Linked DNA regions of Mus musculus: region 2 is linked to region 1. The links are chromatin contacts, found by Hi-C or POLR2A ChIA-PET in ENCODE. All regions are on one chromosome and are shown on one strand. Each heading gives the region's core, a stretch centred on a gene start or an enhancer-like site at or near the end of the contact. The rest is flanking DNA. Distances are from core to core; before and after follow the strand shown. Region 1 overlaps Camk2b (calcium/calmodulin-dependent protein kinase II, beta). Region 2 overlaps Nudcd3 (NudC domain containing 3).

Region 1 (5,574 bases), core at 1,294-3,793:
CTCCTTGTGCTCCCATGGGAGTTGGGATGCTGCAAACTGGTCTCAGCTGGCAGGTGATGCTTGCATACCAGGCCTCTTTGGCTACAAGAACATGATAGGACCTCTGCATGGTTTATGTGGCTGGTTCAGGGTAGAGCCCAGAGCAGCAGTGAATAGTGTGCATTACATAAGTGGGCTGGAGCTACAAAGCTCATTTGCTAAGTTTTTTCCCCCTTTTATGTCCTTAGCAGCTAGAAGTGCTTCCCAGCCTCATGAGAGCAAGTCTCTGGCCAGATTGGGTCCTAGGTGTCCAGTCTGGGATGCACGTGCAGATCTGGGCAGTATTTGAAGTCTCTGGAAAGGCCAAGAAGGATGTGGTGGGTACAGTTGGGAGGCAGAGGTTAGGCACAGGCCACCATGCCCAGGAACTGTGGCAGGAATGTAGCCTGAGCCTTGAGGTGGCCTGTGACTTACCGTGTAGGGCCACAGAGTGAGTCTTGTACTCTTGAGGCCACTGACCTCCAAAGCTTTTGCTCTGTCCCATGACTGTGCGATATGATGCTTAGTCTCCAGCACAAAGCTCACCCGCTGTCACTGGAGGATTTTTTCATGGTATCTGAAGAGGTGGGCTGCTCTGGGAACTGTGTGTGGGGAGACATCACCCCAGGTGTAGACTAATGGCCCTAGAGCTGGGGGAGGGGACAGCTGTTCAAACCATGGCCTGTGTAAGAACAGTGATTGACAAAGCTGAGACCTCGGAGTCCAGGCCCTTCACTTTGATCCCTTCCTGTTCACAGCCAGGGATGTAGGAGTCCTGTTCCAGGGCAATGGGCATGACCAGCACAAGAGCTGACACTGGTCAGATGAGATGACCCAAAAGCTGCAGTCACACGCTCTCAGAGACCATGGAAGAGCATGCGTGCAGGTCTCCGAGTCTGCTCTCAGAGCACCATGAATCAGCAGGCCTGGGGGAGGCAGGCTGTGTGATAGCCAGGATTGGTGACCCAGGTGTCCGCAGGGGAATGTTTGCATAATTATGTAGCTTGCAAGAATGAACAAGAGCTGTGCCCTCTCCGGGTGGGGGGTGGATATGGAGAGAGTCACTGTCCTATCCCTAGAGACCGAGCTGGGGGGTGGGGGGACACATGGTTGAGCATGTGAGGACTTCCCTAGTTTCTCTATTATGGCAGTACACAGCACTGACCCCAATGTTAGGCCTCACCCCACGACCTTGCTTCAGCTGCCAGCTTGGCAATGAGAGAGCAGGATTGCCAAGCAACATCTCTGCTTCGAAGTGGAGCTGCACCCACGAGTGCACAGAAGGTTCTCGCGTCTGCAGAGGGCCCTGGGAGTGGCACATCAGCTGAAGGACAAGTGGACCCTGTGGAGGGAAGATAGTGTCCTCACCGTGCAGCCCCAGAACGCCCGCCATCGCTGACGAATTGGGAAATAGTTCAGAGGCCCTCCACTCTGGTGTGGGTGGCAATTCTTAGGGATAACTGTATGTTCCATGCAGGTGGTCAGGGTCCCTTGGGAGCCCTGCTTCCTTTCTTGATGCCAGAGGGGTGGCAGGCAGCTGTGGGACACGCACACAGATGTCTCTCCTCGTGGCTGCCGGCTGGTGCTGTCAGGTTAATTGCTGGTTGCCGTGATGCTGTCTTAAAACAAAACATGTACAGAAAGCCACAGTGAGAGTCACCTCTTTCCACTTCTCTGGCCTGACAGCCTTCAGCTTTGCGTGTGGGCCTGACTGGAAATCCTTGCCATCTCTGGTCCTAGGGATTAGACAGAAGTCCGAGTGTCCTCCTCCAGCGCCCATCTCATTGTCACTTCCACTGTCAGGTGCTTGCTACCTCCCATGATGCCCTTGGAGGGCACCCTTGGAGAACTCCTACTGGAAGGAATCCAGGAGCTCTCCCGGTCTGCCCAAAGCCAGTGTTGCGCAGACAGAAGCCTTTCCCCTGAGGGACTGTGTGGGTTGTGTGGGGGAGTGGTCTTTGCTCACCCACAAGAGCCACTTGTCTCTCATAAGAACTAGTTAGTCTCTGTCCCTGACCCACTTTCAGCTTCTGTACCAGCTGTGCCCCAAGCTATCCCACTGGGTAGGCAGACCCCACTGCAAGCCTGCATAGCCTAGGCTGACCAGGGTGGGCCTGGGCGAGTTTGTCTCCATGCAAACTAGCCCGGGGAATGTGGCAAAGCTCTGCTCAGGCAGGATTTCGCCCGGGTGACAGTCTTCCTTCAAAAACCATCCCCCACCCAATCAGCTCCCTGTCTTTGGAAAAATCTAAGATTGGAGTTTCAAGGCCTCTCTACTGGCCCTGGGCTAGCTTGCACCGGTCCTTAGATTTGAACTCACTTTTTTGTCTTTCCTGGTACCCACCCAGGTCTACAGGGTGCTGGTGAAGCTACAGCCAGCAGGGCATCCCACAGTCTCCAGGCTGGCAGCTCACTGATGCAGAGTTGGCAATTGGATTCCTTGGCATGCATACGCATGGCCCTTGAGAGTGTGAAATCCTGATGTTAAACGTATAGATGGTTGGGACCTGGGATTGAAGTGTGTGGGCTGGGGCGTTATGTGAAGTGGCTGTTCTGAGCCCTTTGAGACTTACGATAGCTGACCCCCAGGCCCTGCAGGATGTATGTGGCTGAGAGGGATGAGAAAGAGAGCAAGCTGAGCCAGTTCCTTTGGAACAGGTCTTTCCATGTGCCGAAGGCAAAGACAGCAATCGGGAGCACTGGCTAGGCATGTGCCCAGCTCCCTAAGTGATCAGAAGGAGATTCAGGCTGGATGGAGAGCCCTTCTCTGTGGTGGCCTTTGTTGATTTTGAACAGGACCAGCAATGGTGGATGTGGCATCTTTGCTACCCCTTGAATGGGGAGAGACTGAGGCCCTCACTGGGCCTTGTAACGACCTATAGTTTACTGGACACTCAGCCAAAGCCTTATGGGTAATCTGGGTCCCATTGCTGCTCACTGAGGAGGGAGAGAATCCTGTGACATGACATGCCCTGGCCATCAGGAACTTCCCTCATCCAGTATCCTGCCATGGGATAACTGATTTAGCTCAGGAAGCCATGGTCAGCCATTTCCCAACTTCCTGCCCATGTACGTGAGCAAGGGTGGTTTGAGCAGGGACCCACCGCTGTCCCCACTTACAGGGTCCATGTCCCTAGGCCCTTCCTACTTGGAGTGCATTATCTCTGAAGTTCCCTCACAGGTCCTGAGTCTTCCTACAGAACGGAGAGGCTCTCAGTGATCACTGGCAACCTCTCTGGGGTGAGGGTAGTGCCCACTGATGAGTGGAGGAAACGCCATGAACCTGCCTGCATCAGGTGTGGGTGTGCCCTCTACACACTTCAGAGTTCAGTCAAGCACAGTCCTTTGGCATCAGGCACTGTCATTGTTCCCATCAGGCAAATGAGGGCCAACACAGGAGTATCAGTTATCCCAAGCCATACTGCATGTGGGACATGACCTGTACAGCTGGCATGAGCTCGGTCCCGGAATTGCAGATGCCCAGGGCCACAGGGAGTGCAAGAAGGGAGCCCTCTTGTGAAATTGGAACTTGCATCTTCCTCTTCTTGCCCCTCCTCTGTCCCACCCAGTGTCCTCCCATGACAGCCTGCAGCTGGCAGGGCTGGGAGCCACCCACGCCCCTCCTGTCCCCTGCTTGTTGGCTCCTCTTGTTTGCCACCCCAACCCCCTGGGTTATGAGTCACCTCTGCCAGGGAGCAGGTGGGGGGGCTCGAGGGTGGCAAACTGGGGGAGGAGAAGGTAATTGGAGTGGGCGGAGAATCTCTGCCTTCTTATCTCTAGAAAAAGGGACAGGAAATGAGAGTTACTTGCAGAGACTGACTACAAAATATCACTTCAACTTGTCCTATGAGGCCTGCTGCCCTGGCTTCCAGGTGCTGGAAGTCGTTGGAACCACACCCTGAGTGTCTCTGGGATCAAAGGTGGGCCATCCCTCCTGTCCCCAGCCACCAGCTTGCTACCTCTGCCTCTTGGGCATTTTTGGAATTAAACAGCTTATCACCTGTAACACTCACAGATGGTACCTGTCATGTGACAGATGCTTTGGAAGGACATGTCACATGCTGTGGCCTAACTGCCAGCACCTTGGGGCAGCCCCTGCTCCTGTCATCTGCAAGGTGATGGACACTAGCCCTGTCACCTGTATACATAGACTACTTCCATTCCACTCCCTGAATCCCTAGAGAGTCGTGCAAGTCCCCAAAACCTATGAGAGCCTGGAAGGCAGCTTGACCCTTAAGTCATAAACTCTTGTACCCAGGGACTGCACAAGTTTACATTGGCCCAGTTTGTGCAAGTGAGTGATTCGGATGGTCTGGGGTCTTACAGTGGTTTTCATAAGGCCATGGGGTGAGGGAGGCAGGAAGCCATTCCTCTGCCCTTGGCTGCATTGCTTGTCCTCCTGCAGCAGCATTTGCAAGAGGACACAGATCCTTCAGCATGTGGAAGCTGCAGGCTGCAGAGGATGCAGGCCAAGCCTTTGTCACAGCCCTTGAGCAGGAAGACAAAGCCTTGGCTTTGAGGCTGAACTGGGTCACCTGCTCTGCGGGTGCAGGGGAGCATCCTGTGGCGGGGGGGGGGGGGGGGGGAGAAGTGGGCTGCCTCATCCCTTGTGAGTCACTCAGCATGGGTGTGCAGGCTCTGTTGGAGTCGCTTCGCTTCTCAGGTCTCTTGATGGCCTGGACCTTGCTGGTGAGGTCCTCCACACTTGCTACCAAGCTCAGGGGACACCTGAGATTTGTGTCTGGCAGAGTAGACAACTAAGCAAGCTAGGCCTGCACCGTGAGATCATGGCAGAATCACCTAGAAAAGCTTCCAGGCCTCGGCATCCCCGGGGGTGGCATCTCGGGACACTGCACTATCATTAGAATTCAGGCAGGCGGGTGGATAATTGCAGGCTCCGCTTTAGTAAAAAATTTGAGTAAAATTGTGTTGGGTATTTTTTGTTTTGTTATTTTCTGATAAGTACTTTTATGGGAGTATAGATGAATGCTGTATTCTGTCTGAGGGGTGTTCCTCTTCAAGGAGGAAAAAATAGCACATCACTTGCCTGAGCAACCTTAACCAGCCCCCTGGGGTAGCAGGTGTGTAATGTGTGAGTGTGCGGGCACATGTATGCCACTGCCAAAGTAAACACACCAGCTCATATACAGCCCCCATGTGCCCTTTTCTTGTTTGGGGTACAAATTCTCATCACATCTGAGCCCCTAACACATGGTGAGCCACAGGAGCTGTCTCTGAGCTTCCGAACAGAGAGAGACACATGGGGTGCTCCCCCACTTCACCCCCAGCCGCGCCTGCTTGATCAGCTGACACCTCATAGCGGGGCTTGAGTATATTTTGTAAGAGGAGTCAGTGTTTGCTGGAGTGGATGATCTCCTTGAAGGAGTAGGAAGGCCAGGGCTTCTGGTGACACAGTGGGGTGAGGCCTGAGTCCGGGGAGGTAGGAAAGCCCCCTTCCTGGGTTTGTTCCAAGGACATGTCTGTTCTGGGCGTAGCTCCTTGAATAAGGTACAAGTGTGTTTCCACAGTGGTTGGTATCCTAGACCACACTGCCCA
Region 2 (5,574 bases), core at 1,246-3,745, 160 kb before region 1:
CATAAGAAAATCTAAGGGGAGCAGAGGATGGAATCAAGAGGGGAGAAATGAATGTGATGGCTTTGAGTGTAAAGAAGCAAAGCCATGGGCTGCAGAGGTGGCTTGGAGGTTTAAGAGCACTAGCTACCCTTCTAGAGGACTCAGGTCCAATCTTAGTGCCCAAACAGTGGCTAACAACCATTTGTAATTCCAGTTCCAGGGAAAAATACATACACACACACACACACACACAAACAGCAGACAAAACTCACGGATATAACTCTCTTTTTGGCCGGGCAGTGGTGGCGCACGCCTTTAATCCCAGCACTTGGGAGGCAGAGGCAGAGGCAGAGAGAGTTCTGAGTTCGAGGCCAGCCTGGGCTAAACCGAGAAACCCTGTCTTAAAAAACCAAAAAAAAAAAAAAAACCAAAAACCAAAACAAAACCCAAAAACAAAAACACAACCCAAACACCTCCCCCCCCAAAAAAAACCCCCAAAGACCCCAAACCAATTACACAACCCAATTACCTCAAGAAAGAAGCCCATCACTGGTCAAAGTGGAGAGAATAAGAGTTGAGTCCTCAGCCACAAAGGAGACATTTCTACACCCCTCAGGGAACACTGAGGGAATCAAAAGGAGAAAAAAGTCAGAGGTGAAGAAATGGGCTCAGTCCTGTGGAATGCTGACTTCCAGCCATAACATGGCTACTGCATGCCCGAAAACCCCGACAGCTGTGGCTACTTACACAAGACTGACCCCAATAGCATCCACCGTGGAGGAGGGAAGCTCCTGAGGTCCTCCTACCCTTGAGGAGTTATATACAGGCAGCTGTTGCTGGGAGAGGGAAAGGTGCTCCCTCCAGTGTAGTAGTGCACCCTGCTGGTCAGGTGCTCATCTGCTTATGAACCCCTCACTTCCGCTCCTTCTGTGATTCATGTGGGTCATTTAAAAAACAATAGGGCCCGCCGGCAGGATGGCTCAGCTAAAAGCACTTGCAGAAGTCTGACAATCTGACAATTTAATACCTAGGATCCAAAGTAGAAGAAGAGAACCAACCCCCACAAATTACCTTCTGGCCTCAACATTGCACACATCCATACAAATAATTAAAAAAGAAAAAATTAGCTGCGCAGTGGTGGCACATGCCTTTAATCCCAACACTCATGAGGCAGAGGCAGGCGGATTGCAGAGTTGAAGGCCAGCCTGGTCTACAGAGTGAGTTCTAGGACAACCAGGGCTAACAGGGAACGAAGACCCAAAATAAACAAATGGAATTATTAATAAAGATGTGAAGGTAGGAGGACTAGAGAGGAAGAAGGGTTCAGCAGGAGTGGGCTGGACAAGCAGGGACAATGGGAGTTGAACTTGATCAGTGGACACTCTACAAGTGTGGAAATGCCACAATGAAACCCACGACTTATAATTAATACATAAATTAGCACACAATAAACAGCTGTGCTGTCAGAATCCTCAGAACCTCATTATTTAGGGATGCACCCAGGAAAAGTCAAGTGATGTCAGATTTTTTTAATGGGTAACCGAAGCTGCGTCTAAGACCACTGCCAAATTCACTGAGGACACTTCAGTCTCCTAATCCTGGGCCCCTTGGGGCCCTCCCGCCAGTGCAGCTTCTGGTTGCTGTTTCCTGAGGAAGAGGACACTGTTGTCTTTCTTTGTATCATTACTTGAAAGCTGTTTCTGATATATGTATTTTTAAATTTGTATTTGTGTGTGTGTAAAGCTAACACCCACCCACGTATATACCGGATTAGGATATCAATATTACTGTTCTCCACCTCCATAGCTTGTTCTCCTGGAAGGTCTTTGGGGTAGTAACATGCATGGATGGAGCTGTCACCTCCTTTCAAGACAGTGCCTTTTTGGGATCTTCCTGAGAACCTGCCACAGGGTGAGGAGCTGCTTTTCCCTTTAGAGATCTGTCTGGAGGTTGCTGTCCATGGAGGTTGCTGGCTTTCTTTCCCTTTTCATAGTAGATATGCTCTAGCATATGGTGTGCCATGAACATCCCTCCCAATTAGGGGAGAAACTGGGTGTCGGGCCCTGCTTCAGACATTTTGCGAAGCTGTTGAGGCCTGTAGCAGCCTCTCCTACCTACACCTCACCCTGCGCTTTCTTATCGCTGTTTCCTTTTACCTCGTATTGTCTTCAGCCTTGTGAGTTCAGCTATAACCTTAGGATGTATATGTGCTCAGTTTCACAGATGTGTTGGGTTTGTTTATTGGATTCAACCAATGTGGAATGAGTAAACGTTTGTTTCAGAGTCTTGAGGCAATGAGGCTGAGGGTGTCAGCTCAGCCCAAGCCCTCTGCCCAGTCTCCACTGGCTCTGTTAGGGCGGTCAGGAGCTTCTGACTTACTGGCTCTTTGTTCCCTTGAGTTCTCATGCAGTTCAAGTCAGGACGAGACAAAGGAAGGGTTCTTCCTGGCCACCCACGAGTGGGAGTTTTAGAGTGGGTGTTGTGCTGTCCCAGAGTTAAATGAGCAGCTGATTGTGTCTGGGCACAGTCTGCCTCTGAAAGCAAACCCCACTGATCTGCGGGTGGAACCGCTGTGCTGTGCTGTGCTGTGTGTGCGTTGGAAAGGACTCACCTCCTTCCAGCGCCTTCTGCTGCCTAGTGTTTGTTTTTCATCTACCCGTTCTTCACTAGGGTTGTGGATTCTGGTCTCTTAGTGGCAGTACTGTCTGCTATTGGGATCTAGGGAAGACCTCAGGCAATTTTCTTGCATCTCTGGTCTGTTGAATGCAGAGAAGGAAACATACTAGGACTCCCTTCAGCCTTCAGTAGGTGGCCAAACCCATCAAAGTGCAGACTAGAGTCTTCTCCTTGGGAGGCCAGTGCTCTCTTCCTGTGACCTGCAGGGGTCTGCATCAGTGGGCTGGTCATGTGCTCTCCTCTTGGGGACTTTGTAACCTGGTGGTCCTGGGTAGCAGCAGTTCACTGTGTTCTCCCTACCCCCACCCCCTGCTTGGCTTACCCAGAGCTTCCTGTTAGCTGCTGCTAGAGCTCCACAGAGCTAAAGGACTCTCCTGCCGCTCCTTTGTCTCTTGTAGTTGAAAATTTCCCCTTTCTGTAGTTGTTAGCCAGTGTCAGTTCCTGCTGCTGCTGCTCCTCCTCCTCACTAGCCTTGGTGGGTAGTTACTGGCTGCATTTTCTAGAATGACTGCATAGTGTTCTGCTTCATCAGCCGGGCCTGTGGGTGGGAAGAGTTTTGCTGGATAATCTTGCTCCAGCTGTCTTGATCTCTAGTCTTGCAACTTTTTTTCCAATGGAGTTATGGGGGAATGGTGGCTGACTACAAATGATTATGAGAATTTGAGCATTTCTTTAGAAATAAGGTTAAGGAAAATTAGAACAATAAGAGTTTAAAATGTTTCCTGGAAATGGGGTAGCTGTGATGTGGACCTGTTTGCCCTGCCTGGGCCTGAGTGTACCCTTGTACCTACTTGGCTCCAGACACTTCTGTCCATAAGAGGTCTCCTGATACCCTCACAATCCATCCCCAACACAGATATTTGCAGTTATAATTCAATTTCCAAAATTGTGCTAGGTGTTTAAAATGACCATGTGGCAGAGTGTTGTTAGTGCCGTGAAGGTTTCAAGCTCCTCACTTCCCACATGGGTACCCGTTTCCATGTTGTGCTGGAAGAGCAGACTTGGAGTGTGCTAACAGGCTGCTGGCTACCTTGTACTTTGCTGTGAGGTATTGTGAGGAGGAAGTACTACAGATTTTTGATAAATTTGGCTCTGTGTTAAATAGTTTTGCAAGTTTTTGCATTTGGGACCCTGTAACCCAGCTTCTAAGGAACTATTTACCTACAGAGCTAGGAGATGAGCTACAGCTTCCCAGCTAGACAGGCCATAGGGAGCGGGAGCAATGAAAGTGAGTGTGCCGGCTAAGCTGAGCATATGAGTATCTGCTGTCCGTCCATCCATCCGTGACAGCATCTGCTGTCCATCCATCCGTGATAGCATTGGGTTTCGATTTCACACACTGTCAGGTTCATTTCTACCATTGTAACACTTTGGAGGTTTTTGTTGTTCTTTACTTTTTGAATATGTAAATCACTTTTGGAGTTCACAAGTAAAAACATTTCAAAGTGTGAGTTCACATTTGTTGCTTTACATTCTTTCTGCCTCTTGCTCTCTAGAGAACAGTTTCTTTTTTTAAATTAAATTTTATTATTTTACTTATTCACTTTACATCCCTCTCACTGCCTCCCTCCCAGTTACTCCCTCCCACAATCCTTCCCCCACCCCTCCATCCGGGTGGGCCTCCCTAGGTTTCTCTTTCACCCTGGCATTTCAAGTTAGAGAACACCTTTTGAGTTTTAGTGAATTCTGGTGAATTTCTGTCTTTTCCCCCCTTCAGAGGTAAATAATACAGCATCCATATATGCACAAGCTTTTTCTTATTTTTGTTTCTTATAAAAAAAATCATATACTCTCTATGTTCTCAACATTTGACTTTTCAGCTGACCACAGGCTCTGGCAATCCTCCCTCACTGGAGGTCTGTTCCTATGACTGTAGCATTGGCCCCGTGTAATAATGTGTGCAGTGCATGGCAAAATGACCAGCCAGCTTTCTATGCAGGGCAGTTTACATGTTGTTCCAGTGTTTTGCTGGGACATGTGTTATAACAGTGATAACTTCATACTGTGTGTTGTTTTAATTTGGGGGGAATGTATTCTTAAGATGAATTCCCAGGAGTGGGGTGCTGATGACAAGGTAGTGCTGTCCAAATCCCTTCTGATAGCTGTACAGGGTTGTATCCTTGCCATAATGTTATGAGAGGCCCAGTTCCTGGAGTTGGTCAGTCACCGGGTGGGTAGTTAGGATTTGAATTAGATTTATTTGGGAGGTAGTGCACACTGATGTTTTAATATTTATTTTAATAGCTAGCCGTGGTACTGCACATCTGTAATCCCTGAGAGGGCAGAGACAGGAGGATTTGAAATTATGTTCAGCTTTGGCTATATAATAATTTCTATGGCTACATAGTAATTACTATGCTTACTTGGGCTATGGGATATACTATCTCAAAACTGAAACAAGTGGGGAGGTTCTTTTTGGGAATGAGCATTTAGGAAGCAGAGGCAGGTGGGTCTCTGAGTTTCAAGGCCACCCTGGTTTACATAGGTCAGGACAGTCAGAAAGAAAAAAGAACCTAGAAATAGTTTTTATTTTGTGTGAAGATACATGCCTATCACTTCATGTTCAGGAGTCATTTTTCTTGTCTCTTCATTTTTTATGTTGGGGTTCTATTTTCTACTTTATTTTTAAAGAGTTGTATATGAGAGGATTAGAATAATAATAATATACAGAACTTCATCTTTAAAAGTTATTTTAATGTTTCTTCATTTTATCTTTTTACTTTGCTTTTTCTTTTTTTCCTTGCTAAGTAAGTGCTTTTTATTTTCTTTAATGTTTAAAATGTTTATTATGAAACATTTTAAGTGTTTATTATGAATTTTCTTGTTATCTGAAAATTTCAATCAAAGTGAGGATTATTATTCATTTTTCCTGTAATGCTTGCACTTTTCCCTATGTTTCTATAAACTTCTGTAAAAATG

What was found. A loop is a pair of places that touch in the nucleus more often than their neighbours do. ChIA-PET counts read pairs that join two places held with the same protein, here RNA polymerase II (POLR2A).
Region 2: a loop to region 1 is called in a map of v-Abl transformed pro-B cells, with 2.3 times the contacts of the local background. The contact joins two enhancer-like sites. A Hi-C loop is called at or near these places in 4 of 37 maps with a recorded cell type or tissue (Patski, adrenal gland, gastrocnemius and 1 more). POLR2A ChIA-PET finds 5 or more read pairs at or near these places in 4 of 5 experiments (Patski and embryonic stem cell).

The regions. Positions count from the first base shown.
Region 1 is chr11:6,016,881-6,022,454 of GRCm38, reverse strand. All of the region lies in intron 2 of Camk2b (calcium/calmodulin-dependent protein kinase II, beta), which reads left to right. Among named protein-coding and RNA genes, the nearest start is that of Camk2b, 46 kb to the left of the region's middle. Within about 2 kb of position 2,543, at least 1 of the 3 ENCODE cell types and tissues checked has a DNase peak (open chromatin) inside an H3K27ac peak, as active enhancers do.
Region 2 is chr11:6,176,335-6,181,908 of GRCm38, reverse strand. All of the region lies in intron 2 of Nudcd3 (NudC domain containing 3), which reads left to right. Among named protein-coding and RNA genes, the nearest start is that of Nudcd3, 21 kb to the left of the region's middle. Within about 2 kb of position 2,495, at least 1 of the 3 ENCODE cell types and tissues checked has a DNase peak (open chromatin) inside an H3K27ac peak, as active enhancers do.